2 separate regions of the Homo sapiens genome follow, and region 2 is linked to region 1. Evidence: chromatin loops called from intact Hi-C (ENCODE). Cell type or tissue: PC-9. All regions are shown on one strand. Each heading gives the region's core, and the rest is flanking DNA. Links, peaks and the distances in the headings are about the cores only.

Region 1 (15,621 bases), core at 4,568-7,067:
AATATGTGACTTGTCTGTAGCAACTGTCAAGGATATTTAGTGTACTGACCTCATTCCTGGCTTCATCTTGCTTTTCTTCCAGTCATTTTTTTTTACTCAAATTTTCCCTTTCCAATTTTCTTGTTTTAAATAGCTTAGAAATAAAGCAAGGTATAAACCATTAAAATCATAAATAACCATTCAGCAGGAATATAGTTGGCATCTTTCCCAGGGATAAGATGCAGGGAAAACTAGCATCTTCTCACTTGGGGATACCAACCTTTTTATGCTTATTAGTCAAACAGACCATTGTTTGTCCAGAGATCTCATGGTTACATGATCAGGAAGGGCAAGGCAATGAACAGAAACACCGGTCAGACAGAAATATTTTGAAAACTATGGATCCACCTTGCTCATAAAGAAATTGCAATTAAAGCTATGCCAAGATGGAATTTTTTTTTAAATCAGACTATTGACACTCCAAAAGTTTGAAAATACACTCTTTTGATGAGGCCATGGGGTAACAGGCCCTCTTATACATTGCTGGTGGGAGGGTTAATTGTTACCATCAATGCAGAGAGCAATTCGGTAATACCTATCAATATTACAGATGCATTCAACATAGCAATCACACTCCTAGTCATTTATTCTTTGCATATGCTCATGTATGCAAATGAGATCCAAAAAGGCTGTTTATTGTTTGTAGTACCAAGATTAGAAACCACCCAAGTGCCATCAGTAGGGAGCTGTTTAATAAATGGGGTGCATCCACAGGGAGGAATGCCATGAAAGAGAATAAGAAAGCTCTGTGCTTGTGTGGCAGAAACAAGGTACAGAATAGTGTGTGAATGAAAAAAGCAAGGTGAGGATACTGTGTATGATGGGTTAGCATTTGTGTAAAAAGTGGCAGGGGGAATACGGAAGTTTAAATTGCTGAAATATGCAAAAATAAGCTCCGGTGTGAAACATAGTAACTATCAGCAGCAATGATTATGGGGTGGCGGACCAAGCAAGGGAGAAAGGTGAGAGGAAGACTTTTCATTGTATTGTTTATTTATTTATTTATTTACAGCACAGTTTAAAGCACCACTACAAACGGCAAGAATGATCTCAATTGTTAAAAATTAATAAATTATTTATGCATGAAAAAGAGATTGGGGTAAAGCACACCAAAATGTTATTTAGGGTTATCTCTAGGTTCAGGAAGTAGGAGACATTTATTTTATTTTTCCAGATTTTCCAAAATTAAGAGGTCTACTTCCAGAATCGTAAGATAATTTAATAAATATTATTTTAAATGTAAAAAAAGGGCCATGGAATCTGAATCCTGCAAATCCTGCAAATACTCTTCCCTGAGTAAACTGTTCTGAATGCTCTTCTATCACCTTAGCCTTTCTGGACATTGACTCGCTTAAACTTCAATCTCTTTAAAGCTCCTCCACAAGAAGTCCTTTGGCCAATAATCTGATACCTTATCGGCACTATCATCAAATAATAATTGACCTCTTCCTTGGTAATAGACTTCAATCTTCAGCCATGCACATTACCAGCTGGCTAAAAGACTACATTCTCCAGCCTTCCTTGCAGCTGACTATAGCCATGTAATTAAGGTTTGGGCAATGAGATGTAAATAGAGTAATGTGAGAATTTCAGAAGTCTCCTTTTTAAAATGGAAGGATATGCTTTTCTCTTTTCCTCTTCTCTGCTGGCTGGAATGTAGAAGTGAAGCCTGGAGCTCCAGCAGCCATCTTGGAAGACAGGACATTCCTTAGAGATGGTGAAGCAGAGAGCTGGAGAAACCTTGGTAAGTGATGACTTATAGAGCCACTATCACCATAACATGGACAGGCTAAATTAGTACCTACTTTACATGTCACTATAAAACCTTGTATGTTTAAGCCACTGTTTTTCAGATCTCTGTTACTTGTAACTGAATGAAATTCTGATAGAAAGCATGAAGGGAACATAAAGATATAAAAGGACATTTCCTCCTTCCAGAAGCTTACAGTTATTTATTTTATTAGTCTATTAAAACTCATTAGCAGAATCACAGAGAAATACACATAGGCTGTCATATTTAAGAGAGAAGAAAATATACCCCTGATATGGTTTGGCTGTGTCCCTACCCAAATCTCATCTTGAATTGTAGCTCCCATAATCCCCACATGCAGCAGGAGGGACCTGGTGGGAGGTAGTTTAGTCATGGGGGCGGTTACACTCATGCTGTTCTCATGACAGTGGGAGAGTTCTTATGAGATCCGATGGTTTTACAAGCAGCTTTTCCCCCTTTTGCTCAGCACTTATCCCTGATGCTGCTGTGAAGAAGAGCACGTTTGCTTCCCCTTCTGCCATGATTGTAAGTTTCCTGAGGCCTCCCAAGCCCTGTGGAACTGTGAGTCAATTAAACCTCTTTTCTTTATAAATTACTCAGTCTCGGGAATGTCTTTATTAGCAGCATGAGAACGGACTAATGCAACCCCTTAACCCATAAAAAAAAAAAATAGATTGTCATTCTCCATAAGATGTCCTGTACAAAAAGGAAGAGTAGTGATTCTGAAAAAGAGATCATACACAGCACAAAGGTGGCTCTGTAATTAAGCAAAAACACTATATTCTGTACCTCCTCTGTGCAAGGCACAGTGTATCTGGGGTGATAGGATTTGTTCTCAGGGGTCCTGTGACCCAGTGTAGACTGGGAGACAGGGGAAAGCAGGAGTTATGGAGGGATTGGGGTAAGTAGGGACACTAGGATCACTCTCACTCTTTCCCTTGCTCCACTTTTGACTAAATTTTGGGGAATGAAACATCCAGGAGAAAATGCTCACTGAGCTGGGTTCTCCTTGGGGGTAGTGAGCAGAGATTTTAGAAGTGCTGTTTTCTCAACCTCTTCATTCTTGAGACTTTGTGATTGTTCTGTGCTACACTGGGAATGTTGGAAATCTTTTTTGTTTTTTATTTTTTTAAGGTATGTAGGTGCACATTTATATAGCAGGAGAAAAGAAACTATGATTTAAAATACAGAAAAGTAACAGCAAACACATCACATAATCCAGGAAAAGAACATAAATGCTTTTATTAATTGCCTGACCTACCTCTTTGATATTCATTTCTTACATTTTTTGGTTGCATTCTCTCTGATTATCTTTTCATATAACAACAATTTTGAAATAACATTTTCTATGAAAATGTGATAGTTATCAAGCTATTGTCTCTCAATTCCAAACCCTCTCTTCTAGACTCAGTTCTGTGATGCTGGGCTGAGACTCTGAAAACCACTTCTGTGCTTTGCCAGCTAGGTCTGTTAGACTCTGCCGATAGGGGGCACTCGAGGGAGACCAGAAGGCAGGAAGAACAGGCAGGAACTTGCTTCTCCTGTTTATTTGCAATTCCTGCCACCATCACCCTGGCGATGGCCTCTCACCACTTGAAGCTGCCCCTCCTCTAGACTTTTAAGTCATAGGATTTAATAAATTACCTTTCTTTTTTTTTCAAGCTCAAAGTGGCATTTTATTTAGTAAACAATCAGTATGCATAATGCTATAATAGTAACAGAAGCTGAGTAAGTCTACAAACAAAACAAAACATGACAAATCTTGAACACTGACAAAAACAGGTACAGATATTAACAGAAAAGATGAGATAATGAACATTATAAAAATTTATTCTAAAATACATTTATTCCACTAAAACAATGCAGTAGAGGATGAGAGGGACACTCTGGTTTAATATTTTATCTAAAAGCATTAAGATTTTTAAAAAAGACATAAAATGGGAAAAAAGGAGAGGGGCAAGAATCAGGGGCTAGAAAGGCAGAAAAAAATTACCTTTCTTGTTTAAGCTTTTTAGAACTTTTTTCTTTATCTATTTTTAATTGTAACCAAAAGCATAGTAAACGATGTAAATATTAATTCATAGAGAAGTTGATAGGTTTTCCTACTTGAATGGGAATATGGGGAAAAAAAAAACCCTCTAAATTTTCTACTGAAAGAACTAAGTACAGAACAACTGGATTACATTGTGTATTCAGAGAGCACAATTTGGTAAAGACTTTCTCAGGCACGAAACAGTACTTGTGCCTTCTTAATAAAAAAAATTTCCAGTTAAGTTTTAATGAGGAGAACCTTTGGTTTCTGTCTCTCAGCCTCTTAGTTTGGACCATTTTGTGCCCTAAATCATGTCACTGAAATCTGGTTAGAATGAACTGCTTGGCAATGACTTCTTAGATGGGAACCCTCTGACTTGCATGAAATTTTCTACTCAGCCAGGAATGACTCACTTCTCAGCAAAGGACCCTGTAGAAGGTGGTGATAGTGGAGACAGATGTGATTTCTCTGGTGCCCTACTCAAAGATTCTCTCGCATGCTAGGAAGGGCCAGAGGAGAGATTAGCCATATAGTTTGTCTCCATATTAAGAGGGTAAACCATAGTAATTTAGTTTTCCTAATCAAACACTCTCTGCCAGTTCACCTTTTTGGGAGATTGGGAGAGGAATTAAAAACTCAGAAAAATTTGTTCTTTCCTTTTCTTGCTGGTCATTTATTTATTCCTTATATCTCTGGATATCCAATGTGGGCTGGCAATAGGAGATCTGTGCCCTGCCCAATCATTCAGGGACCCAGGTTCCTGCTACACCAGGGATCCCCAACCCCAGGCCATGGACCGCTACTGGTTCGTGGCCTGTTAGGAACCGGGCCACACAGCAGGAGGTGAGCAGTGAGTGAATGAGTGAAGCTTCATCAGTATTTACAGTTGCTTCCCACCACTTGCATTACCGCCTGAGTTCCGCCTCCTGTCAGATCAGTGATGGCTTTAGATTCTCCTAGGATCACAAACCCTATTGTGAACTGCGCATGTGAGGGTTCTAGGTTGCATGCTCCTTATGAAAATCTAATGTCTGATGGCCTGTCACTGTCTCTGTCTCCCATCACCCGTAGACAGGACTGTCTAGTTTCAGGAAAACAAGCTTACCTCTCCCACTGATTCCATATTATGGTGAGTTATATAATTATTTCATTATATATCACAATGTAATAATAGAAATTAAAGTGCACAATAAATGCAATGTGCTTGAATCATCCTGAAACCACACCGCCCCACCCTGCACCGCCTGGTGCCTTCCACAAAAGAGGTCCCTGGTGACAAAAAGGTGGGCACCACTGTGCTACACCATTCCCTAGAGCATTAGAATCCTACACTGAAGACTTTACCTCTCATCAGCAGATGATGAATGAGAGAGAGAGTATGAAGGATTTCCAGAGACTTTATGGGTCCAGCCCTAAAGTGATATGTATCACTTCCACCGCAGTTCATTGGCCATAACTAGTCACAATTCTACAAAGGAACCTGGAAAAAGGAGTCTAACTGTTTGCTACAGAAGAAAAGGCAATGGAGTTTTGGGAATACACAGGATGGTCTCTGCCATAGACACACTGTTAAGTTTTGATTGGAACATTAATGTAAATATTTCCTTAACAACTGGCAAGCTGCAGGTTGTAGGTAAAAGATTATTAAACCCTTTTCCCTTCTGCATAAGAATTTAACCTTTGGTTAACTTTTTATCTCTGTTTCCCTGGAAACCTGATAAAGGAAGAATGTCAAACTATGCAGCCAGGCAAGATTGCTTATGACAAAAATGACCGCTGGTTGGTAAACTGCATTAAACTGAAAGAACTATAAAAATTTGATAGAAAGCCAGAGCTTTGGGCTTCTCTGAGTATAATGATTCTTGAATAATAACTGGACTTGTCCCTTGGAGGAGTGCTGGAAGCTATGTCTGTGGAGTTCTTACAGAGGAATTAGCTCCTACAGGATATGAGGTTTTTAAGCCAGGGGACTGGTGTATTCATCCCATGTGAATCTAGCTCTCTCACTCCTGAGCTGTCACCTTGAAACCAGTCCAAGTAGCTCCTCAGTAGCTGCGTGGACTGCTTCAAGCTTCATGGATGGTCATAGGGACTACTCCAAGGAAGAAAAATGCCTTATGCTCCCCTGATGGGGAGCTACTTTCCTGTCTCGGGCACACTTGTGTCAAGTGGGAGCCATGACCACAGAGCTGACTTATTTGTTAGATACAAACATACAGTGCCTTGGGCCCACATTCCTTTTGAGGGCCCATGAAAATACATTTTTTTAAATCAGAAGAAAAAATACTTTAAGGTGAAAGTGATGTTTTCATATGTAATATTGATATATTTATTTTTACACCAGTGCAATTGTACCATATGCTTTTTACTATTTTTTATTTTTACAAAAAAAGGGGCCCATGAAGGTCATATCGTGGCCCTGTATGAGAGCCTCATGAGGCTGGCCTGATAGCTTGGTAGAGCTTAAAGAGACCCCTTGATGGCTGATACACATGGAATAGCTGAAGTTTCAAGAAATGAATCCTTAAAAAAATACCACATTTAAGTAAAATATGATAACTAAAATACTGTGTCAATGTCTCTGGTTATTCTTTTGGGGTGAACATACTGTGTGGTGGGTCTGGAAGATTCTTTTGTTGACTTGAATGTTAGCTCTTCAGGAAAAGCAGTGAGTATAGCAGCAGTTCCTGACATAATATATAGTAAGTCAGATACAATCTTGAGAAACCAGTGTAACTACAACATCTTGAATTTGGTGCACCTTAAAAATGACTTAGGATAGCAGTTTCCAAGAAAACCCAGTTGTGGCCACAGTCACATCTCCATCAGCTGGGGCTGCTGACCTTGTTTTTGCTGTTACTGTTGGCATAGCTGGGGGCTCAGTTCTGATAGTGAAGATGTCTGCTTCTCCCTTTTCTGCAAAATTGACTCTGAACAACCAGCCTCTCAGAAAAACCAGGCTTACTGGGAGGGTATTCATTTTGTTTCAACCCAAGACAGCACAGAAAAACATCTGTTCAAAATTGCTCATGGCTTTGACTAATCCATGGCTCATTTATTTTTATTTTTTGCTATAAGATGACTGTTTTTTCTCCTTTCATCTTCTTAAAGGAAACAATTTATTTGTAGATTTAAAAATGGTTCATTTGTCTGTCTGTTCATCCATCCATCCATCCATCCACCCACCCAGGCTTCAATCCAGAAGCAGATTAGTTTTTAAAAATTTGAGTATAGCCCCTTCAATTCAATATGAGGAAGGTGAAGCCCAAACACATTAACATGTTTGCTTGAGTTCACACAGCCAATTAGAAGTAGACTCAGGACAGAGCCAAGTTTCCTGGCCCTCAATTTAGTCCTACCCCATGCTGATTCCTTCAGAAAAGATGCTAGCAGTTCTGTTAGAAAGAATCAGGAGGAGCAATAGAACTTAGCACTTGGAAAAGAACAACTGGAGGCCAGGGCTGGGCACTGTTGACAAAAGAGGCCAGGCCTAAAGCCTGTTCAGAGAGCCACATTTCACTGGGCACAAGATGAATCAAGCCTCCTCAGGCACTGCTGGTTCAAAATGCTCTTGTTCAACATGCCAGAGGCACAAAGTACAGTATGTGTCTGTGGAAGGTTTTTTGCAGCTCAGCCCTGCTCTTCAAGATGCATGCCAAGGCAAGCCATGCGAGAGCCATACAGTATTTTGTCTGAAAGCCCCGTATAAGCTCCCTGCCCTGAGACATCTGCCTAATATCCTCCTGGTGTCACAGTTGAGGAATGGCATCACATCAGACACTGTGGCATTTAGTGGGGAGATTAAGCTTCTCACTAAACTGAGCATTTGCAGTAAGAAACGGAAGGGTAAGAAGACTTTCTGCGGCCGGGCGCAGTAGCTCATGCCTGTAATCCCAGCATTTTGGGAGGCCGAGGTGGGCAGATCACCTGAGGTCAGGAGTTCAAGACCAGCCTCGCCAACATGGCGAAACCCTGTCTCTACTAAAAATACAAAAACAATGTAGCTGGGCATGATGGCGCGCGCCTGTAGTCCCAGCTATTTGGGAGGCTGAGGCATGAGAATCGCTTGAACCTGGGAGGCAGAGGTTGCAGTGAGCCGAGATTGCGCCACTGCACTCCAGCTTCTGCGACAGAGTGAGACTCTGTCTCAAAAACAAAACAAAACAAAACAGAAAAAACACTTTCTGCACAGGCACAGTTGGGGGCTTAGGTTTCCAGTCAACAGAAGCGAGCAACAAACACAACCTTTTAAAACAAATGGGTGTCAGCAATCAACCTTCTGCCATACACAGCTAACAGGACACTCAGCTTTTGAAAGACACCCTTTCTGTGTAGCCCATGTCCTAACAAAGGAAAAGATAAAATGTTGCAAAAGAAGACAAAGGAAGGCCTCTTTTGTTCTTTACTGTTACAATGGCTGTGACAGCAAATGCTTACATAGTGCTGTCTAGGTGTCAGATACTATTCTAAGAAGTTTTTTGTTTTTTGTTTTTGAGAAGGGGTATCACTCTTGCCCAGGCTAGAGTACAGTAGCAAAATAATAGCTCACTGCAGCCTAGAACTCCTGGGTTTAAGTGACCCTGTTGTCTTAGCCTCCCTAGTAGCTGGGATTACAGGTGCCTGCCACCACACCCACCTAATTTTTTTAAATTTAAGAATTTTTTTAGAGATGGAGTCTTGCTGTGTTTCCCAGGCTGGTCTTGAACTCCTAGCCTTAAGTTATTCTTTCACCTCAGCCTCCCCAGTAGCTGGGATTACAGGTGTGAACCACTGCACTCAGCATGTTCTAAGAGTTTTATACGTATTAATTCACCAAATCATTAGAGCATTTTTATGAGAGAGCAACTATTATTAGCTCCTTCTTACAGAGTAGGAACCAGGCACAGAGACGTGAAGTTGCTTGCCCAAGGTCACACAGTTAGTAGAGGGGACAGTTGGGCTATGAACCCCGATGCTATGGCTTGAAAATCTGTTCTGTTATCCTCTGTGCTAAGTTCTCTCTCACTAAGAATTAAAAATGTAAGAAATGCCATTCTAGATAACATGCACAGTCTAGGATCCATCTAGCCATCCATCTACCCACCCACTAGGTGGCAAACACTGAGTTAGCCCATGCAGATACCATGGTGATCAAAGACAGGTGCTGTCTCCAGCCTTGGTGAGATGTTCTTTAAGTCAAGAGCTTCTGTGGTTGCCTCTTGATCCCCATTGCCCCCACTCTCCAGGCTGTGAAAAGGTCCTGGCTGCCCTGGAGGGCCAGGCCTGTGGTAATGTTCTGGGATTTATTTCTGGAGGTCTAGTCCAGATCCCACTCCTCTGACCCCTCTAGAGATTTTATATGCTCGATGTAACGCAGTTGGGACACCTTCTCCTTAAAGTGACTAGATGGTGTCTACTTTCTGCATCTGAATTGTGATTGACACCTTTTCCTAACGGGTTAATGGGTAAAGATTAAAATAAGAGGTGCCTCTAGTCCTAGCAAGGGAAGCAGGAGTGGCTCTGAGACTTAGTGCATGCGCATCACAGCAGGACGGAGGACCACTGGGAGGGAAGGTGGGGCCAGTGGGGGCCCAAGGCCTAGATCCTAATATGCAGCATAGGTCAGACCGGGAACAGGAACCCAGGGCCAGGCCAGCTAGCACTCTCCCACGTGACCAGGGAGCCCAGGACATCTCAATCAGATTCTGTCTGGAGACAGCATGGAGCTGGGTAGAAAGCATAGATTTCTTCTGGAGTCACAGGGCTGAGGACCAAATTGGTAGATGAGATGAACAGAATATTGTTTAGCCAAGGACTATTTTTCTAAACCAGACACGCAGCTGGACTCTGAGTCTAGTCTGGACACTTGTACTTTCCTATGCATGCATATTTTGTGTCCAAATAAATCTCCTGATCTGTAATAAATATATATGTATTGTACTTAAGATGTACCTAACAAATATTTACTAAGCATCCACTATGTGACAGATGCCACTCTAGGTACTGGGGATACGGCAGTGAACAAAACCCATAAAAATCCCTGTTGTCACAAGGCTTACATCTGTAATTTAAAAATATTTTAAATTTGAAAAACACTGAAAAACCCAGAGGTAAAAATTACCCATAATCCCATTAAAAAGTGTCACATGTATAGAATATGTAAAAATAAAGCAAGAAATCAGTGTTTCTCCTTATCCATCCAATCCTACCCATCCACCATAAGGTAACCATTATAAATTTTTCCTAAATTTTAAAGACATTAAGTATACATACCTATGAAATATTTATTTTATTCTATTTTTACAAAAATAGAATAATGCTTTACAGAATGACCTACATGTCCCCTCACTGCCACCCAATTGATCATGGACCTCTGTTTCAGTTGAGCTCCCCAAGAAGCGGACCTTGGGCCAAGGATTCAAACACACACCCTGCTCAGCATATCTAGGTCTATTCCATTCATTGTAATGGTTGCACAGCATTTCACCATGTGTCTGTATCATTATTTATTTAATCCCCCCAATGTACACACATTACCCTACCTCCACTCCACTTCCCACTCACTGACACTTAGGATTGTTGGGAGTGTGCTGATGTTATTGACTATTGTAAGGGGGGACATATGCGACAAAGGGAAACTCCATTTTCCAAAGGCCATGGCTGCAAGACAGGGTTCTGAGGGCTGGAGAAATGACAGTGTTGGCAGCAGGGAGATAAGGTCTAAGAAACTTATTGTCCTTATCACGTGCAAGATATATAGCTAATACATGTTTACGTGAAGTTGGCCAAATCAGTCACCCGGATGACATAAAATGGGAAAGACCTCATTCATTTAGTGGTTTATTTTCTCTTTGCCAACTACACCAGCCACTTGCTTCTTGACATTTTTGGTCTCAATGTCATCATATATCACTAGTTCTAGCATGTCTTTTGGAACTAGTCCACATTATAGTATTTAAGATTGCTGATTTTTTAAAATGACAAAACTACGTATGAATACCTGAGTGATTTTATCTGTATTTTGTCGCCGTGGCATTCTCAGATCTTTGAGTAAAGGATGAAAATCTTTATGTTTCTAAGAAGAGTGACAGTTTCTAAGGTCTTCAGTATCTTGGTAGGTGATTTCAGATGATCATCAGCACCACCAATCAACACTTCTAGAATCTCTATGAGAACCATATTATAGTCAGGGAGGAGGTTTTGGGCTGGCAGCAAAGATCTGGCATCTGCCCCTGGCCATCTGCATGCCTGTGGCACGTCACTTGGCCTTCCCGGATCTTGGAATAATAATGCCTCCCTGGCATAACTTGTGGCAATCAAAGGAAAAATCCAATGTAGAAGTGCTCTTCAGGTATCAGCTCCCAAACAAATACAGGATACTGGAGGAAGAATCTGGATTGTGCTAGCTGCAGTGGGTAACATTAGCTCAAGTCTCCCTTAAAGAGTCAGCACCCTGAAGCTGAACTCCTCCCCACTAACAGCACATTCAGCTCTCCAAAAAGCCTTAACAAATAGAGTTTATTTTACTAAAGGTTTTATGGAGAAATAAATAAGATTCCCCACAGTTAAACTTAGTCATCTTTTCCAACAGAAACATTTGTTCTTCCCTGAGAGCTCATCTTTGGCCACCAGGAACCTTAGTTCTGTCTCCTACCTTGTCCAACAAAGACTCCCCAGCCTCAGTGGCTCTAACCTTTCTTTATTCCTTAAGCTTCCCTTTGGGTCTTTCTATGTACTTTCCCCCTCTGAGTTTTTACACAGCAATTATACCTTAATCTTGATACCATCTCTTTACTCAATGGTCAAAAAACATTCTTCTTAGGTCCTCCTGCCCTCCTTTGAAAGCAGTGGAGGAATTTTAAATAACACATATTTTCATCACAAACTTTTTCCCTTGTCGTAACATTATCAGGTGTTTTCATTATTCTGCTCATTCAAAATGTTTACGGACTGGTTAGATCCAGAAACTTGGGAATCCTCTAAGGCCAGCCCCTCATTTGGTACCTGTAGTCATTGGCTCCCAGAGGAGAGAAGGGACTTGCAGAAGGCTATAGAATCAGTCTGCGACAAACCCACAGTTAGAAAGCCATGGCTGACTCCCAACTCAGTGCTCATCCCACCATATCAAGCCTGGGGCATAAATGAATTGAGAGGCTTTCAGATTCCGTGGGACCCAAAACTCTGAACTAAAAGAGAACTTGGAGATCATCTAGAACAAACCTTTGGTTTTAGGAAGGTTAAAAGGGAACCTTTTCTTCTATAGACTCTGAATCCTAGAAGTACAACAGATTAGAAGGTTACTTTAAAACGTATATACTTGCCTGGTGGGTATGATTTCCAGGAACATATACAGACTTAAACTGTTTCAGGAGACTCCGAGCTCCAGCAATATCCCGAAGTGAAGTAAAGAGTTCATCCACGGCAATTTTGGATTTGTGAAATGTCAGATTAATTGAAGAGTCCCAGTCTGAAAAAATCCAGAGATATTTTCTTGAGTGAGTAAATCTTTAAGTTTTCATCATGACAGCTTGAGCTCGATGTAATGTAGTTGGGAGGTTTTTTTTTTTCTTTATTATTATTATTATTATTGTTATTTTTTACCCTGTTTTCCTCTGGCTGTTTACCAACTGGGCTGTTTCAATCGTCCATGAGCAATGAAGCAAATTGAGTATAAATGCCTTTGACAGAAGTGGAACTCAAAATTGCCTGGGATTTCAGCCACTGGCTTCCATCCCTAGACTGCAGACATTTCACAGAAAGCAAGCTCCTAGGGCCCATAATCCTCGGAACACGACTTTGGGAAAATATGAGGAGACACAAAGGAAAATACGAGAGACTGTTATGATCAAACTCACTTGCTTGAATCCCACCAATAGTTTCCATAAAGCAGGACAGCAAGAATGAGAAAGATCCTGTCTAATGCACTAACAAAGCACGTGGCACATTTCAGAGGGCTGCCATTCAAAGCTGATCAAACACAGGGGGACTTAACAAGAAGACGGTTTTCTGCAACCTTCTGTTTCTTTTTCAAACTCAGAAGAACGTATTCTCTGTTTTGTTAGAAGCTCATTCAGAGGAGACATGATCATGGATAAGTTAAAAAAAAATAGGAAAAGATTAAAAATATGTCTTCTTACCTCTCCCAAATACATCAGCTACATTAACTCATTAATCGTCACATCATCCGTATGAGGCAGGAACTATTGTCTCCACCATTTTAAGTATAAGGGGACTGAGGTGCAGGTTAAGTAACACCCCTGTGTCAAGGATTGCCAAGGCCCTGCCCATACCCACTCGGTCACCCTGGGTGTCCCCTGCGAGAGTGGTAAAGTTTCTGTGTATTCCGACTGCTTCCTACCTCAGTACCTGCATGTCAGGCAGTTAGTCTGTCTGTCTGTCTCTCTCTGCCTCTGCCTCTTCTTGTCTAAGGGCTTTCTCTGATGTAGAAGCATGTTTGGCTTGTGTATGGGGCAGGCTGGGAGTGCTGGGGAGTCAACACTCATAGAAATAATCCCATTTTCTCTTCCCGTGGAGGAATAATTCTGAGTTGTGGTCTGCACAGCCTTTCTGAGGGGCCCCAGAAGGATGAAGCACCCACTGCCCACAACATCAACTCACCCATTAATACCCCCATTAGTGGCTTTCCTTCCTCCCCCGTCTCACCTCCCTACCTCCTGACTGTGCTTTGGGATATCTTTCCAAATTCAGTATTCGCACCCACATCCTTGTCTCAAGATAGTAGTGATTTGAAGACAGGTCTGGCTTTATGTTTTTAGTAACGGCTTTGTTGAGATATAATTCATATACTATATGGTTACCCATTTAAAGTATAAAATTCAAAGTTTTTAGCATATTCTGAGTTTAACAACCATCATCACCACCACAATTTTATAACACTGTGTCACCCCAACAAGAAATCCCATACCTGTTAGCAGTCACCCCCGATTTCTGCCCCCTCCAGCCCCTGGCAATCCCTAATGTGCTTTGTCTCTGTGGATTTACCTATTCTGGACATTTCATACAAACAGAATGACAGAATATGTAGTCTTTTGTGACTGGCTTCTTTCACTTATTGTAATGTTTTCAGGGTTCATCCAAGTTGTAGCATTAATACTTCATTTCTTATTGCTTACTAATATTTCATTGTATATAGAATATTCATGTATATGAAATGTGGAAATAGTATATTTTATATATCGACTTATCGGTTAATGGACATTTGGGTTGTTTTTGCCTTTTGGTTATCATGAGTAATGCTGCTAGTTTTACATGTACATGTTTTTGTGTGGACATACATTTTCATTTCTCTTAGGTATATACCTACGACTAGAACAGCTGGTCATATGGTAACTTTGTGTTTAACCTTTTGAGGAAGTGCTAAGCTGTTTTCCAAACTGATTGCACTATTTTACATTCCCACCAACAGTGTAAGAGGGTTTCAATTTCTCTACATCCTAACCAATGCTTATTATTAGCTATCTTCTTAATTATAGCTATCCTAGTAGATGTAAAGTGAGGATACACGTGTTGAAAAGAAATAGTTTTTAGGGAGTAGAGGTAGATTCAAACAAGCTTAAACTAAAATGGAATGAATCTAACATACCCAGAAGCATCCAAAAGAATCCAGCTGCATCAGACACAGCGAGGTGGCATGTGAGAAGCTCAGCTTGTATTCTCAGTCACTGTGTGACATTGTGTGTAATAACTCTTAAAGGATGGGCAAAAGCCTCTGATTAGTCTTCATCTCCTGGTTTCCAGAAATGTCCAACCCATTGCCATGAAAAAAAATCAGGCTGGACATGGTGGCTCACACCTGTAATCCCAGCACTTTGGAAGGCAGGGGCAGGTGGATCACTTGAGGTCAGGAGTTCGAGACCAGCCTGGCCAACATGGTGAAACCCTGTCTCTACAAAAAATGCTAAAATTAGCTGGGCATGGTGGCAGGCCGCGTATAATCCGAGCTACTTGGGAGGCTGAGGAATGAGAATTGCTTGAGCCCGGGAGTTGGAGGTTGCAGTGAGCTGAGATCGTGCCACAGCACTCCAGCATGGGTGACACAGTGAGACTGCATCTCAAATAAATAAATAAATAAATAAATAAATAAATAAATAAATGTGTGGTCAAGCTCAGTGAGAAAATGCCTCCTCACAACAGTGGACCCTACACACATGGGATTCATAGACTGCAGGGGATTGGGGGGTAGGGGAAGAATGAAGGGATTCAGGAAGTTCGTGGGAACTTCCTGGAATTCTATGCCAAGCTTTGAGGAAAGAAGAAAATGTGTAGTTTTATGGGGAGCATGTCTATAATTCCCTCTTGATTCTAAAAGAGTTCATAACCAAGGCAAGTTTAGAGCCACAGGTACAGAGCATGGATTGGTATCACAGCGTGTTTGCTGTTGGCATCACACTTCAGTTGAAATACACTGGCTTGTGCTTTAGACAATCACCAGCCAGAAGAAACCCTGGGAGGTTATGGCTTCTCACTCAACATGTGGCTTCTTTCCTTCAACCCCTAGGCTCAGCCATTTAAGATGTGAGAAACTGAATCAATTATATCTAGGAGTTGAGTACTATGTACTACTTTTTCAAATTTAAAAAGGCACAAAAACAAGGAGAAAAAAAGTTACTAGTTCTAATATCATGCAAAGTCTTTCAGTTCCTCTAAAAGTCAATCCAGCTAAATAGACTAATTTTTTTATTTAAAGTAATTCGTTTTCTATAGAACAGAAAGAGTCATCCATTTTCCATATGGTCTCTTGCAATTTTTTGGAATATGAGAAGTATGATATTCATTCATT
Region 2 (15,621 bases), core at 8,695-11,194, 91 kb before region 1:
AACTCCTGACCTCAAGTGATCTGCCCACCTTGGCCTCCCAAAGTGCTGGGATTATAAGCATGAGCCACCACACCCAGCCAAGAAGCTTTTAGTTTCTGTTTTCACTTAGGAAAAGCAGCCATCATGTAAAGAACTCAAGGCTCTTCTGCTGGAGGGAAAAACATCTGAAAAGGAAGGCCCTGGAAGATGAGACAAAATGAATCCAGAGAGGTCAAGGGAAGAAAAACTGAGGCGTCTCAGTTGAAAGCCAGCACCGCAGCCCGAGATAGATGAGTGAGGCTGTCTTGGATCTCCAGCCTAATGAAATGCCAGCTGGACACAGCTGTGTGAGTGAACCAGCAAACACCATGTAAAACAGTCTTTATGCTGAGCCTGGCACAACCTCCTGACCCACACAGTCGTGAACAATAAGAAATGGTTGTTGTTTAAGCCACTAAGTTTTGGGGTGGTTTGTCTTGCCACAATGTGTAACAGATAAATTCAATCTCAATCCTCTCTCTATGTTCCTGAGAAGAGTGTTAAAGTCAAGGAAGGGCCTTTTACTTTGACTCACAAGTCTACAAGACCTTCAACGCCTGGGTTAGATCCTCTTTCCTCTGTCTCCACTTGGCTTCATGTACCCAATAAAGAAGATTTTGATGTCCTCAGACACCAAAATGTCAGTGGATTTCTTTGGGTCTTGTAGTTATAGGTAACTTCCTGTATTTTTCAATTTTTCTAGAATTAGCAAAAATTATTTTAATAATGAGGAAAGATATACCAAAACTCTTTTTCATAACCGTGGCAGCATGGCAACCACTGTTTGTGGGTTGCACAGCAGCCACTCCCAGACTTTGTCTTTCTTCCCAAAGAGCCTGAAAGAACCAGGTGCTCATCTTCCCAGTCTCCTTTGGTGCTAGAGGCAGCCATGCAATCAAATACCAACAAGATGCCAATAGATACGAAGGTAAGTCTGCTGAGAGGCTTCTGACCAAGAGTTTTCCTTGTTGGGAAGGAAAGAAGGAAGGAAGAAGAGCTCTCTCTTGTTTTGCTCCTTCTGCGCCCTGCCTTTGGTTGTGGACACGTAAGATTGTGATGTTTGGAGCTCTTTAGCCATTTTGCAACCATAAGGTAATGGGTTTACAGTTTAAAAAACTAAAGAAAACAATCTACTCAAAAATAAAAAGGAGGAAAGAAACAGAGATTGAAAAGCACTTGGCTTCTTGATATCATCATTGGTTGCTGAACCAACGCTGAGACTTCCCGTCTGTTGACTACCTGTTAACTAATTGACGAATGTCCGTATAGTTTAAACCAGCATTAATTTTTTTTTTTTTTTTTTTTTTTTTACTCACAGCTGAAAGCATCCTAGCTAATACAGCATCTCTCTGGGTATTGAACATTCTCTTACTGGTACAATCGTCCCTTCAGTATACATGGGGGATTGGTTTTAGGACCACTGCATATACCAAAATCTGCATATACTCAAGTCCTTCAGTCAGTGCTGTGGAACCCATGAGTGCCAAAAGGCAGCCCTCCATATACACAGCTTTCATGTCTTGCCAGTACTATATTTTTGGTCCATGTTTGGTTGAAAAAAAACCTATGTATATGTGGACGTACATAGTTCAAATCTGTGTTGTTCAGGGGTCAACTGCACTTAGTTTTCCCATGCAGCTAAATTCAATTCTTCCCGCTGTAAATTAATCCTTTTCCCTCTTTTTTTGTCACAGTGGGGACAAGACTTGCTGCTTATCAATCTTTGCAGTAGAGGGAATTCTGTGGCAGGCAGCTATCAGACTTGAACTGCAATACCGGCTCTTCCTGGCTTTCCAGCTTGTGGGCCCCGCCTCCATAATCATGTGAACCATTTCCTTAAAATCAATCACCCCCTGTGACTTATTTATATATATATGTATATGATCTGTTTCTCTGGGGAACCCTGACTAATACAATGATCTAAACCAATTTTCTGTTTTGATTTTAGCTTTGTATTACGGCAATTTGCTATCTATCCAAAAATCAATAAAATAGAATTAAAAACTCCCATGCATCTAGCACCCAGCTTCAACAATGGTTAATTTGCAACTTTTCTTTCTCATGCTATACTCCCACCCACTTAACTACCTCCCATATTATTTCCAGGCCAACCCCAGACATTTTATCATTTTACCTATATACCTTTCAGTATGCATCCCTAGAAACTAATGACTTTTAAAAATATAACCACAATACCATTTCCACACTTAAAAATAATTCCTTAATATCATCAAATATTCCATCATGTTTAAATTTCCACCAATTATCTATCTCTTAAAAATTGGGGCTGAGCATGGTGGCTCACACTTGTAATCCCAGCACTTTGGGAAGCCAAGATGGGTGGATCACTTGAGCCCAGGAGTTCAAGACCAGCCTGTGCAACATGGTGAACCCCCATCTCTACTAAAAATACAAAACATTTAGCTGGGAGAGTAGTGGTGTGCACCAGCTATTTGGGAGGCTGAGGTGGGAGGATCACCTGAGCCCAGGAGGTCGAAGCTGCAGTGAGCTGAGATTTTGCCACTGCACTCCAGCCTGGGCGACCAGAGTAAGACCCTGTCTCAAAAAAAAAAAAAAAAAAAAAAAAAAAAGTTATACTATGTATCATTTTTTAAAGTTAATACAGAAGTAGGACCTACTCATTGAAGAAGTTTTGGAAAACATGAGAAAGCACATAGAATAAAAATGAAAATCACCTGCAGTCCCCACCAGCCTATAAGATGCCATTGTATGATTAGAAAAAGATGGACCTTTCCAGCAGGCACAACCTGTGCCAAGATGCCAGCCACCACTTATTGTCTCAAGTGGTACCCCCGCATCCTGCACAAACTGGGCCATTGTACACTCATGGCCCTGAATATTCCACCAGTGTTTACATTTTGAAGTAGAGCCTTCCAGATTGTTTATGGATATAGGCATAATTTTTGTATAATCAGTTCCATGCTATACATTCTGTTTTGTAAGCAGCTTTTTTTTTTTCACTTAATAACAGACCATAGAGAGTGGAGCCAAGATGGCCGAATAGGAACAGCTCCGGTCTACAGCTCCCAGCGTGAGCGACGCAGAAGACGGGTGATTTCTGCATTTCCATCTGAGGTACCGGGTTCATCTCACTAGGGAGTGCCAGACAGTGGGCGCAGGCCAGTGTGTGCACGCACCGTGCGCGAGCCGAAGCAGGGCGAGGCATTGCCTCACCTGGGAAGCGCAAGGGGTCAGGGAGTTCCCTTTCCGAGTCAAAGAAAGGGGTGACGGACGCACCTGGAAAATCGGGTCACTCCCACCCGAATATTGCGCTTTTCAGACCGGCTTAAGAAACGGCGCACCACGAGACTATATCCCACACCTGGCTCAGAGGGTCCTACGCCCACGGAATCTCGCTGATTGCCAGCACAGCAGTCTGAGATCAAACTGCAAGGCGGCAACGAGGCTGGGGGAGGGGCGCCCGCCATTGCCCAGGCTTGCTTAGGTAAACAAAGCAGCCGGGAAGCTCGAACTGGGTGGAGCCCACTACAGCTCAAGGAGGCCTGCCTGCCTCTGTAGGCTCCACCTCTGGGGGCAGGGCACAGACAAACAAAAAGACAGCAGTAACCTCTGCAGACTTAAGTGTCCCTGTCTGACAGCTTTGAAGAGAGCAGTGGTTCTCCCAGCACGCAGCTGGAGATCTGAGAACGGGCAGACTGCCTCCTCAAGTGGGTCCCTGACCCCTGACCCCCGAGCAGCCTAACTGGGAGGCACCCCCCAGCAGGGGCACACTGACACCTCACACGGCAGGGTATTCCAACAGACCTGCAGCTGAGGGTCCTGTCTGTTAGAAGGAAAACTAACAACCAGAAAGGACATCTACACCGAAAACCCATCTGTACATCACCATCATCAAAGACCAAAAGTAGATAAAACCACAAAGATGGGGAAAAAACAGAACAGAAAAACTGGAAACTCTAAAACGCAGAGCGCCTCTCCTCCTCCAAAGGAACGCAGTTCCTCACCAGCAACAGAACAAAGCTGGATGGAGAATGATTTTGACAAGCTGAGAGAAGAAGGCTTCAGACGATCAAATTACTCTGAGCTATGGGAGGACATTCAAACCAAAGGCAAAGAAGTTGAAAACTTTGAAAAAAATTTAGAAGAATGTATAACTAGAATAACCAATACAGAGAAGTGCTTAAAGGAGCTGATGGAGCTGAAAACCAAGGCTCGAGAACTACGTGAAGAATGCAGAAGCCTCAGGAGCCGATGCGATCAACTGGAAGAAAGGGTATCAGCAATGGAAGATGAAATGAATGAAATGAAGCGAGAAGGGAAGTTTAGAGAAAAAAGAATAAAAAGAAATGAGCAAAGCCTCCAAGAAATATGGGACTATGTGAAAAGACCAAATCTACGTCTGATTGGTGTACCTGAAAGTGATGTGGAGAATGGAACCAAGTTGGAAAACACTCTGCAGGATATTATCCAGGAGAACTTCCCCAATCTAGCAAGGCAGGCCAACGTTCAGATTCAGGAAATACAGAGAACGGCACAAAGATACTCCTGGAGAAGAGCAACTCCAAGACACATAATTGTCAGATTCACCAAAGTTGAAATGAAGGAAAAAATGTTAAGGGCAGCCAGAGAGAAAGGTCGGGTTACCCTCAAAGGAAAGACCATCAGACTAACAGCAGATCTCTCGGCAGAAACCTACAAGCCAGAAGAGAGTGGGGGCCAATATTCAACATTCTTAAAGAAAAGAATTTTCAACCCAGAATTTCATATCCAGCCAAGCTAAGCTTCATAAGTGAAGGAGAAATAAAATACTTTATAGACAAGCAAATGCTGAGAGATTTTGTCACCACCAGGCCTGCCCTAAAAGAGCTCCTGAAGGAAGCGCTAAACATGGAAAGGAACAACCGGTACCAGCCGCTGCAAAATCATGCCAAAATGTAAAGACCATCGAGTCTAGGAAGAAACTGCATCAACTAATGAGCAAAATAACCAGCTAACATCATAATGACAGGATCAAATTCACACATAACAATATTAACTTTAAATATAAATGGACTAAATTCTGCAATTAAAAGACACAGACTGGCAAGTTGGATAAAGAGTCAAGACCCATCAGTGTGCTGTATTCAGGAAACCCATCTCACGTGCAGAGACACACATAGGCTCAAAATAAAAGGATGGAGGAAGATCTACCAAGCCAATGGAAAACAAAAAAAGGCAGGGGTTGCAATCCTAGTCTCTGATAAAACAGACTTTAAACCAACAAAGATCAAAAGAGACAAAGAAGGCCATTACATAATGGTAAAGGGATCAATTCAACAAGAGGAGCTAACTATCCTAAATATTTATGCATCCAACACAGGAGCACCCAGATTCATAAAGCAAGTCCTGAGTGACCTACAAAGAGACTTAGACTCCCACACATTAATAATGGGAGACTTTAACACCCCACTGTCAACATTAGACAGATCAACGAGACAGAAAGTCAACAAGGATACCCAGGAATTGAACTCAGCTCTGCACCAAGCAGACCTAATAGACATCTACAGAACTCTCCACCCCAAATCAACAGAATATACATTTTTTTCAGCACCACACCACACCTATTCCAAAATTGACCACATAGTTGGAAGTAAAGCTCTCCTCAGCAAATGTAAAAGAACAGAAATTATAACAAACTATCTCTCAGACCACAGTGCAATCAAACTAGAACTCAGGATTAAGAATCTCACTCAAAGCCGATCAACTACATGGAAACTGAACAACCTGCTCCTGAATGACTACTGGGTACATAACGAAATGAAGGCAGAAATAAAGATGTTCTTTGAAACCAACGAGAACAAAGACACCACATACCAGAATCTCTGGGACGCATTCAAAGCAGTGTGTAGAGGGAAATTTATAGCACTAAATGCCTACAAGAGAAAGCAGGAAAGATCCAAAATTGACACCCTAACATCACAATTAAAAGAACTAGAAAAGCAAGAGCAAACACATTCCAAAGCTAGCAGAAGGCAAGAAATAACTAAAATCAGAGCAGAACTGAAGGAAATAGAGACACAAAAAACCCTTCAAAAAATCAATGAATCCAGGAGCTGGTTTTTTGAAAGGATCAACAAAATTGATAGACCGCTAGCAAGACTAATAAAGAAAAAAAGAGAGAAGAATCAAATAGACACAATAAAAAATGATAAAGGGGATATCACCACCGATCCCACAGAAATACAGACTAACATCAGAGAATACTACAAACACCTCTACGCAAATAAACTAGAAAATCTAGAAGAAATGGATACATTCCTCGACACATACACTCTCCCAAGACTAAACCAGGAAGAAGTTGAATCTCTGAATAGACCAATAACAGACTCTGAAATTGTGGCAATAATCAATAGTTTACCAACCAAAAAGAGTCCAGGACCAGATGGATTCACAGCCGAATTCTACCAGAGGTACAAGGAGGAACTGGTACCATTCCTTCTGAAACTATTCCAATCAATAGAAAAAGAGGGAATCCTCCCTAACTCATTTTATGAGGCCAGCATCATTCTGATACCAAAGCCGGGCAGAGACACAACCAAAAAAGAGAATTTTAGACCAATATCCTTGATGAACATTGATGCAAAAATCCTCAATAAAATACTGGCAAACCGAATCTAGCAGCACATCAAAAAGCTTATCCACCATGATCAAGTGGGCTTCATCCCTGGGATGCAAGGCTGGTTCAATATACGCAAATCAATAAATGTAATCCAGCATATAAACAGAGCCAAAGACAAAAACCACATGATTATCTCAATAGATGCAGAAAAAGTCCTTTGACAAAATTCAACAACCCTTCATGCTAAAAACTCTCAATAAATTAGGTATTGATGGGACGTATTTCAAAATAATAAGAGCTATCTATGACAAACCCACAGCCAATATCATACTGAATGGGCAAAAACTGGAAGCATTCCCTTTGAAAACTGGCACAAGACAGCGATGCCCTCTCTCACCGCTCCTATTCAACATAGTGTTGGAAGTTCTGGCCAGGGCAATCAGGCAGGAGAAGGAAATAAAGGGTATTCAATTAGGAAAAGAGGAAGTCAAATTGTCCCTGTTTGCAGACGACATGATTGTTTATCTAGAAAACCCCATCGTCTCAGCCCAAAATCTCCTTAAGCTGTTAAGCAACTTCAGCAAAGTCTCAGGATACAAAATCAATGTACGAAAATCACAAGCATTCTTATACACCAACAACAGACAAACAGAGAGCCAAATCATGAGTGAACTCCCATTCACAATTGCTTCAAAGAGAATAAAATACCTAGGAATCCAACTTACAAGGGATGTGAAGGACCTCTTCAAGGAGAACTACAAACCACTGCTCAAGGAAATAAAAGAGGACACAAACAAATGGAAGAACATTCCATGCTCATGGGTAGGAAGAATCAATATCGTGAAAATAGCCATACTGCCCAAGGTAATTTACAGATTCAATGCCATCCCCATCAAGCTACCAATGACTTTCTTCACAGAATTGGAAAAAACTACTTTAAAGTTCATATGGAACCAAAAAAGAGCCCGCATCACCAAGTCAATCCTAAGCCAAAAGAACAAAGCTGGAGGCATCACACTACCTGACTTCAAACTATACTACAAGGCTACAGTAACCAAAACAGCATGGTACTGGTACCAAAACAGAGATATAGATCAATGGAACAGAACAGAGCCCTCAGAAATAATGCCACATATCTACAACTATCTGATCTTTGACAAACCTGAGAAAAACAAGCAATGGGGAAAGGATTCCCTATTTAATAAATGGTGCTGGGAAAACTGGCTAGCCATATGTAGAAAGCTGAAACTGGATCCCTTCCTTACACCTTATACAAAAATCAATTCAAGATGGATTAAAGATTTAAACGTTAGACCTAAAACCATAAAAACCCTAGAAGAAAACCTAGGCATTACCATTGAGGACATAGGCGTGGGCAAGGACTTCATGTCCAAAACACCAAAAGCAATGGCAACAAAAGCCAAAATTGACAAATGGGATCTAATTAAACTAAAGAGCTTCTGCACAGCAAAAGAAACTACCATCAGAGTGAACAGGCAACCTACAACATGGGAGAAAATTTTCGCAACCTACTCATCTGACAAAGGGCTAATATCCAGAATCTACAATGAACTCAAACAAATTTACAAGAAAAAAACAAACAACCCCATCAAAAAGTGGGCGAAGGACATGAACAGACACTTCTCAAAAGAAGACATTTATGCAGCCAAAAAAAACATGAAGAAATGCTCATCATCACTGGCCATCAGAGAAATGCAAATCAAAACCACTATGAGATATCATCTCACACCAGTTAGAATGGCAATCATTAAAAAGTCAGGAAACAACAGGTGCTGGAGAGGATGTGGAGAAATAGGAACACTTTTACACTGTTGGTGGGACTGTAAACTAGTTCAACCATTGTGGAAGTCAGTGTGGCGATTCCTCAGGGATCTAGAACTAGAAATACCATTTGACCCAGCCATCCCATTACTGGGTATATACCCAAATGACTATAAATCATGCTGCTATAAAGACACATGCACACGTATGTTTATTGCGGCACTATTCACAATAGCAAAGACTTGGAACCAACCCAAATGTCCAACAATGATAGACTGGATTAAGAAAATGTGGCACATATACACCATGGAATACTATGCAGCCATAAAAAATGATGAGTTCATGTCCTTTGTAGGGACATGGATGAAATTGGAAACCATCATTCTCAGTAAACTATCGCAAGAACAAAAAACCAAACACCGCATATTCTCACTCATAGGTGGGAATTGAACAATGAGATCACATGGACACAGGAAGGGGAATATCACACTCTGGGGACTGTGGTGGGGTCGGGGGAGGGGGGAGGGATAGCACTGGGAGATATACCTAATGCTAGATGACACGTTAGTGGGTGCAGCGCACCAGCATGGCACATGTATACATATGTAACTAACCTGCACAATGTGCACATGTACCCTAAAACTTAGAGTATAATAAAAAAAAAAATTAAAAAAAAAAAAAAATAACAGACCATAAACATTTTCCCACATCACAAAATTTGCTTCCCAAGCATGACTCTCTGTGGCTACACAGGGTGCCGTGTATGACTATACTATAATTGGTGTAGCCAGTGAGAAGTTGTTTAAACCTATTGCCCTTGCAGTGCAATGCTATCTTAAAATACAGGCAAGAACATTATGTTCTTTTTGGTAGGAACATTAAAACATGCAGGGGAGTTTCTGCACATGGATTGCATGACTATGAGGTTTTAAATTGATTCCACCCATTGGTTTGGGAAGACAGAGAAAGTATGCTTCCACTTAGTGCAACTCATGTCTTGCGGGGTGGAGAGAGCTGTCTCTTGATGCATTTAGATTCTTAGCTCTTCCATAGTAAACAAGAAGCTTCAGCGAGGGGCAGTGAGTCACAAAAATGGAACATATTTATTTGTATGGTTATTCCCAAAGTGATACAACCAGGAGACCTAGGGTTTGGGGAGCCAACCTCAGCTGATGTGTGAGGCTGGCAGAAGGCCACAGGCATGAGGGTTCTCTTGGACTGGCATTGCTGGGTGTCAGGGCATGAACACACCTCTCCCTGGACGAAAAAACCTGCTAATTGCCTTGTAAGAAACATCATCACAGACTCAAGGAGTTGACTAATGGATTCTCGGAAAATTGCCAGCTCATAATCTCTGTGCCTTGAGAATTGGGATAAACATTGAGGTCAATTGCAAAGCCCTATTTGACCAAACCCACAGCCCACAGTCAGTCCAAAGCTAGAGCCCTAGTGTTTTCTATGCCAGCTCTTTTCATTTTTTCTGAATTCACAAAACTAAATGACTCAGTTTAATGAAGGCATTCGGACTAGGGGAGGTTAAAGGGCAGATGCAAAGCAGGAATTCCTAACCCCAGAGGCCACTCCTAAGGGTCACGGTATTTGGTAAGTGTGTTGAAATACCTCAGATGGGAAGGCCACATACATGAAATCATCAGAAGGATGATTTCACATTAATCCACAAATTAAACTTTAGGAGGAGAGAAGGAGTCCATATCACTGGGCCTTGATGGAGAGCTTTTCTCAGGTAACAGGAAACACAGAACATCAAGTTCTCCTCAGAGATGACTCACATATTAAACATGACCTGCTAGGTACTCTTGAATCTGAAACCACAATGAGCTGTCTCTCATCACTTCCAAGGAACCGCATTTTCTAGAATTTCACCCAGTTCTTGTATCAGAGACACTATTGGATGGTATGAGTTTTCTAGGACTGCTGTAACAAAATGCCACAAACTGGGTGGCATAAAACACCAGAAATTCCTTCTCTCACAGTTCTGGACGTTAGAAGTCTAAAATCAAGATGGTGGGCAGGGCCACACTCCCTCCAAAGCCTCTAGGGGAGGATCCCTCCTTGCCTCTTCCAGTTCATGGAGGCTTCATCCAGGTGTTCCCTGGCTTCTGGCTGCATAGCCCTAATGTCTGCCTCCTTCTTCATATGGGCTGTCTTCCCTCTGTGTATGTCTGTGTCCAAATTTCCCTCTTATTATAAGGAAACCAATCATATTGGGTTAGGGTCTGCTCTAATGACCACATTGCAACTTGATTGCATCTGCAAATACCTTATTTCCAAATAAGGTCATATTCACAAGTACCAGGAGTTAGGATTTCAACGTGCCTTTTTAGAAGACACAATGTGACCCATGATAGCTGGAAAGTCGAAGGTCCAGAATTATAGATACAGCTGCATCACCAACTGCTGTGTGATCCTAAGCAAACTGCTTTTCATCCCTGGGCCCAGGTATCCTCATCTGTCCCCACAATTACCCTCATGACTCGCAGATTCAATTTCTTTCAGATCAGTCAAAGGGAATAGACTCATTGTAGAAAGGGTCTACCAGGCGGGAGCAGCATCACAATGCTAGCAGGCAATGCCAGGACTGGTGTGGAGGGGTCTGTGTGATGGCCCGGGTGTGCCGAGTGGAGAATGAAGGGCACCAGGATACCCCCAGAAGTCTCTGGCTAAGGCCTTTTGTGGTGCCGGCAGCCACGCCATACACTAAAGAGCAACCAGCCAAATTGCCATGCTCCTTCCCCCTGGCCCTGTAGGCAGCCAACCCCTGGGACAGCAGTCATGATACTCAGTTCTAAGGCCCAACAAGCACAGCCAACAGCCTTTGGCTTCCAGAGCTCATCATGAAACTGACATGAGCAGGTGAGATCCAGTTGGCTTAAACAACTAGCGTAATCAATCCAGACTAAATATACCTCCCCTTGGCCCAGCTTAAATATTTAGACAGCCACAATGCCTGTGTGCAGAGGCAGTGAGTGGATGAGAAAGTTTTAGCTCTGGTGAGGCTGAAGGGACTTGACATGTTATTGAATCAAAGGCTGTAGAAGGTGAAGCTGGGGCCGCCACACATTCCAGGAATGCGGATATAGCACTCTCAGTGTGTATCTGAGGCTGACAGGGTTTGACAATCTCCATCTGGGAACAATAACCTCGAGCAGCAGGCCAGGCCATGCTGAGGGCTGCTCTGCCTCCCTCCTGGCTCTGCCCCTCGTCTCTGGCCCTGAGCTGTGCACTCTGAGATGGATAGTGGAGGGGAAGTCCATGTACCATGGTCCTCTGCAGCACTGCTCTGCATGCAGGAGCCCTGGAGAAGCCAGGGGTGGGGGCCAGCCTCACCGAATGCTTGCAATTCCAGGAGCAGTGGGCTGAGGACAGAATCCATTTCCCCCCTCTGGGAGACCTGAGTGGAATGCCACAGGGGAAGGCAATTTGGGACGCTGACTGATCACCCAGCCAGCTGCAAAGTCTCCTAGCATCGGGTGGAGAAGCCAGGGGGTGGCAATGTGTTTACGTCACGTTTAATACCTTGGGCTATCTTTGTGTGAACGGGGGAAGTCAGGAGGCTTTCATCTGTGAAGTTCAAAGCACTGTTCACAAACTACCTCGGCTAATCCTCACTCTGATCTGAATTTTGTTGTGTAGTTAAACTGATCACAAGAATTTGGTGGATAGGGCTAGGGTGGGCCTCTGGGACAGGCTTCCCCATGCTTGGTTCCCACGTGGCCAGGCAGTGAGGTGGGGGGAGCGGGTTTATGGTGCAGAGAGTGCTGGAGCAGGAAGGAAGACCTCAACACCACATCACACAGCCCAGGAGTGTCCTGCTTTATACGGGTGACACTGAGTGCAGGGAATGTGATGAGACATACTTTCCTGAGCTCCAGAATGACAATCTCTGACTACCTTCTGGGCATGTCCACAGGTCTTTCAAACACAGCCTGTCCAGAACTAAGCTCAGTGTCTTTCCCTATCTGGCTTTCTCCCTGCAGTACTGCCCTTAGCCTGGGTTTCTGGGACCCTGCCCAGAATGGGGGACATTGAGGCCCCCATTCTTTTCTCTTCTGGCTGTGCCCCTTTCCACAGGAACATCCCATCACCTTCCACACCAACCCCTCAACTATGTTTATGCTCCAGGACCCCAGAATTCCCTGCCCAAACAGCTCCAGGCTTCTTACAGGGCCTATGCAGGCCTCTGGCACTGGTTTGTCCTCTGGAGGGTGCCATCTGCTGCAGGGGCAGTTCTTAGTGTGGATGGGGCATTGGCGGAGCTTGGCTGTGCAGACTGGAGTGCCACTTGTTGGGCTCCTCATGGTGCAGGAAGACGGGTAGGCTTTGGGTCACTGGCCTCCATGGATAGTGTGGTCCCAGGTCCTGGCCTGTCACCCTGTATTATCCAGCTCTGTGACATATCATCATCATGTTTAAACCCCTCCTGCCATCTTGATCAGATCATCCTGATTAGCCAGTTACTAACTTCTCTTGATGCCACCTCCACAACAGCTCTTGGGCACACTCCCTTCTCTCCACCCACACTGCCTCGGCCTCTCCTCTGTTCTCCTGGGTAAAGCAAAATAACAGCCTCCTCCCTGGTCTCCCTGCCTCTACACCTGCCCCTCCCCAATTCATTCTCTGCACTGTGACCAGATGATCTTTTGTCCTCTAATCTTGTGACTTCATTGTTATTCACAATCAGAATAACTTCTACTTGACCTTCAGCTCCCAACTTGGAGGTCAAAGATCTACCAGTGAGGTACTGGGGAGCCTCACACTCCACCCCTCAGCACCCTACACCATGCATGTGAATTGTCTATGACCCCCACTGGACTGTGAGCACCATGAGGGCAGTGTCATTGCTTGTGTTGGTTCTTGGGGTCACAATGTCCTATGTAATGCCTTGGGTAGGTTAGATGTTGTGATGGTTATTGTAGACATCAACTTGACTGAATTAAGGAATATCTACAAACTTGATAAAGCATAATTTTGGGTGTGTCCTTGGGGATGTTTCCAGAGGAGATTAACATGACAGTCTGAGCGGACTGAGTGGGGAAGATTTGCTCTCAGTGAGGTGGGCACCATCCAATTGTCTGGGGACCCAGAAAGAACAAAAACAGAGACAAGGCAAATGTGTCTATCCATCTGCTGGAGCTGGGATACACTCTTCTTCTCCTGTTCTTGGACAAAAACTCCAGGCTCTCCAGCCTTTGGACTCTAGGACTTACATCAGTGAACCCCTGAGTTCTCATTCCCTTAGCCTCAAACTGAGAATTACACCATCTACTTCCCTGGTTCTGAGGCCTTCAAACTTGAGCTGAGCCATAAGCTCAGCTTCCCAGCATCCAGTATCCAGGGTCTTCAGCTTACAGATGGCCTGTTATGGAGCTTCTCAGCCTCTATAATTACGTGAGCCAATTCCCCGAATAAATTCCCTCTTAGCCGAGCGCAGTGACTCATGCCTGTAATCCCAACACTTTGGGATGCCAAGGCAGGAGGATCACTTGGGGCCAGGAGTTTGAGACCAGCCAGGGCAACAAAGGGAACTCCATCTCTAGAAAAAATTTAAAAATTAGTTGGGTGTGGTGGTACATTCCTGTAGCCATAGCCTCTCGGGAGGCTGAGGTGGGAGGACTGCTTGAGCCCAGGAGTTCAAGGCTGCAGTGAGCTATGATTGTGCCACTGCACTCCAGCCTGGGCAGCAGAGTGAGACCAGTCTCTAAATAAATAAAAATGGACTGGATGCAGTGGCTCACACCTGTAAGGCCAACATTTTGAGAGGCCAAGGTGGGCAGATTGCTTGAACCCAGTAGTTCAAGACCCACCTGGGCAACATAGGGAGATCCTACCTCTAAGACAGATAATAAATAAATAAATAAATGTTTTAAAAGCTCATCTCAGATATCTATATATTTATACTATTGGTTCTGTCTTCCTGGAGAAACCTGACTAATACAGATGTTTGACAAATATTTGTTGAATGCATAAAGGATCCAGACAGACAGTACCATTGCAAGAACTAGAATCTGCCAGGTGCAGTGGCCCATGCCTGTAATCCCAACACTTTGGGGGGCTGAGGCAAGCAATCACGAGGTCAGCAGATCAAGACCATCCTGGTCAACACGGTGAAACCCCATCTCTACTAAAAATACAAAAATTAGCTAGGTGTGATGGTGCATGCCTGTAATCCCAGCTACTCGGGAGGCTGAGACAGGAGAACTGCTTGAACTCGGGAGGCCGAGGTTGCAGTGAGCAGACATTGTGCCACTGCACTACAGCCTGGCAATGGAGCAAGACTCCATCTAAAACAATAAAAATAAAAATAAAAAATAAAAAAAACAAATTAGACTCTAGGTCTGCTAGTCAGTGTCAGACTTATGAGTGCATCAGCCAGGTAACTTCACAGGCCACAAATCTTTTTTCTTCCAAATTTATTTACCTTATTACCAGCAATAATAATAATGATAATTTATGTATGCGATATAAGTTATTATTGATAACTGAGTGACTAGGTGGGGTTTCCAAGATACCTTAGACTGTTAATATTCTAAAATTGTGAAACTTCTCCTTATCTGAAAATGGAAGAATTCAGATGAGGGCTAACTTTGTGCAGACCTATTATTAAAGGGCTGGAAACTTGAAAGTGTTGAAAAATCTATGGTTTCTTTTTTTATTGATGCATAATAATTGTACATGTTTATGGGATACATGTAATATTTTGATACATGCATACAATGTGTAACAATCAGGTCAGGTAATTAGGATATCCGTCATCTCAAACTTTTTTTTGTTGTTGTTATACTTTAAGTTCTAGGGTACATGTGCACAATGTGCAGGTTTGTTACATATGTATACATGTGCCATGCTGGTGTGCTGCACCCATTAACTCATCATTTACCTTAGGTATTTCTCCTAATGCTATCCCTCCCCCCTCCTCCCACCCCACGACAGGCCCCAGAGTGTGATGCTCCCCACCCTGTGTCCAAGTGTTCTCATTGTTCAATTCCCACCTATGAGTGAGAACACTGTCATCTGAAACTTTTATCATTTCTTTGTGTTGGAAACATTTCACATCTCCTAGCTATTTTGAAATATGCAATAAATCATTGTTAACTATAGTCACCCTACTGTGCTACCCAACACTAGAACTTATTCCTTCTGTCTAACTGTATGTTTGTACCTATTAACCATGCTTGCTTCATTCCCCTCTTCACCCTTCACAACCTCCGGTAATGATCATT

Evidence for each region. A loop is a pair of places that touch in the nucleus more often than their neighbours do. Peaks named below come from ENCODE experiments on the same cell type or tissue, not always from the same donor. Only the 100,000 strongest peaks of a DNase experiment are listed, where the experiment ranks them.
Region 2: a loop joins it to region 1, with 8 times the contacts of the local background. A loop is called at or near these places in 2 of 110 quality-filtered maps.

What each region holds. Positions count from the first base shown.
Region 1 is chr4:52,908,583-52,924,203 of GRCh38, forward strand. It overlaps SCFD2 (sec1 family domain containing 2), which reads right to left. Exons shown (of 9, transcript NM_152540.4): 6 at 12,143-12,288. Among named protein-coding and RNA genes, the nearest start is that of SCFD2-AS1, 11 kb to the right of the region's middle. RefSeq lists an enhancer at 3,351-3,440. In PC-9, for the core only: no CTCF peak of the experiment used is centred there; a DNase peak (open chromatin) is centred at 5,549; H3K4me3 peaks cover 793 bases; H3K27ac peaks cover 2,312 bases.
Region 2 is chr4:52,813,441-52,829,061 of GRCh38, forward strand. It overlaps LINC01618 (long intergenic non-protein coding RNA 1618), which reads left to right. Exons shown (of 5, transcript NR_040106.1): 5 at 1,713-2,024. Among named protein-coding and RNA genes, the nearest start is that of LINC01618, 31 kb to the left of the region's middle. RefSeq lists enhancers at 2,743-3,348, 3,349-3,953. In PC-9, for the core only: no CTCF peak of the experiment used is centred there; DNase peaks (open chromatin) are centred at 9,821 and 10,201; H3K27ac peaks cover 1,563 bases.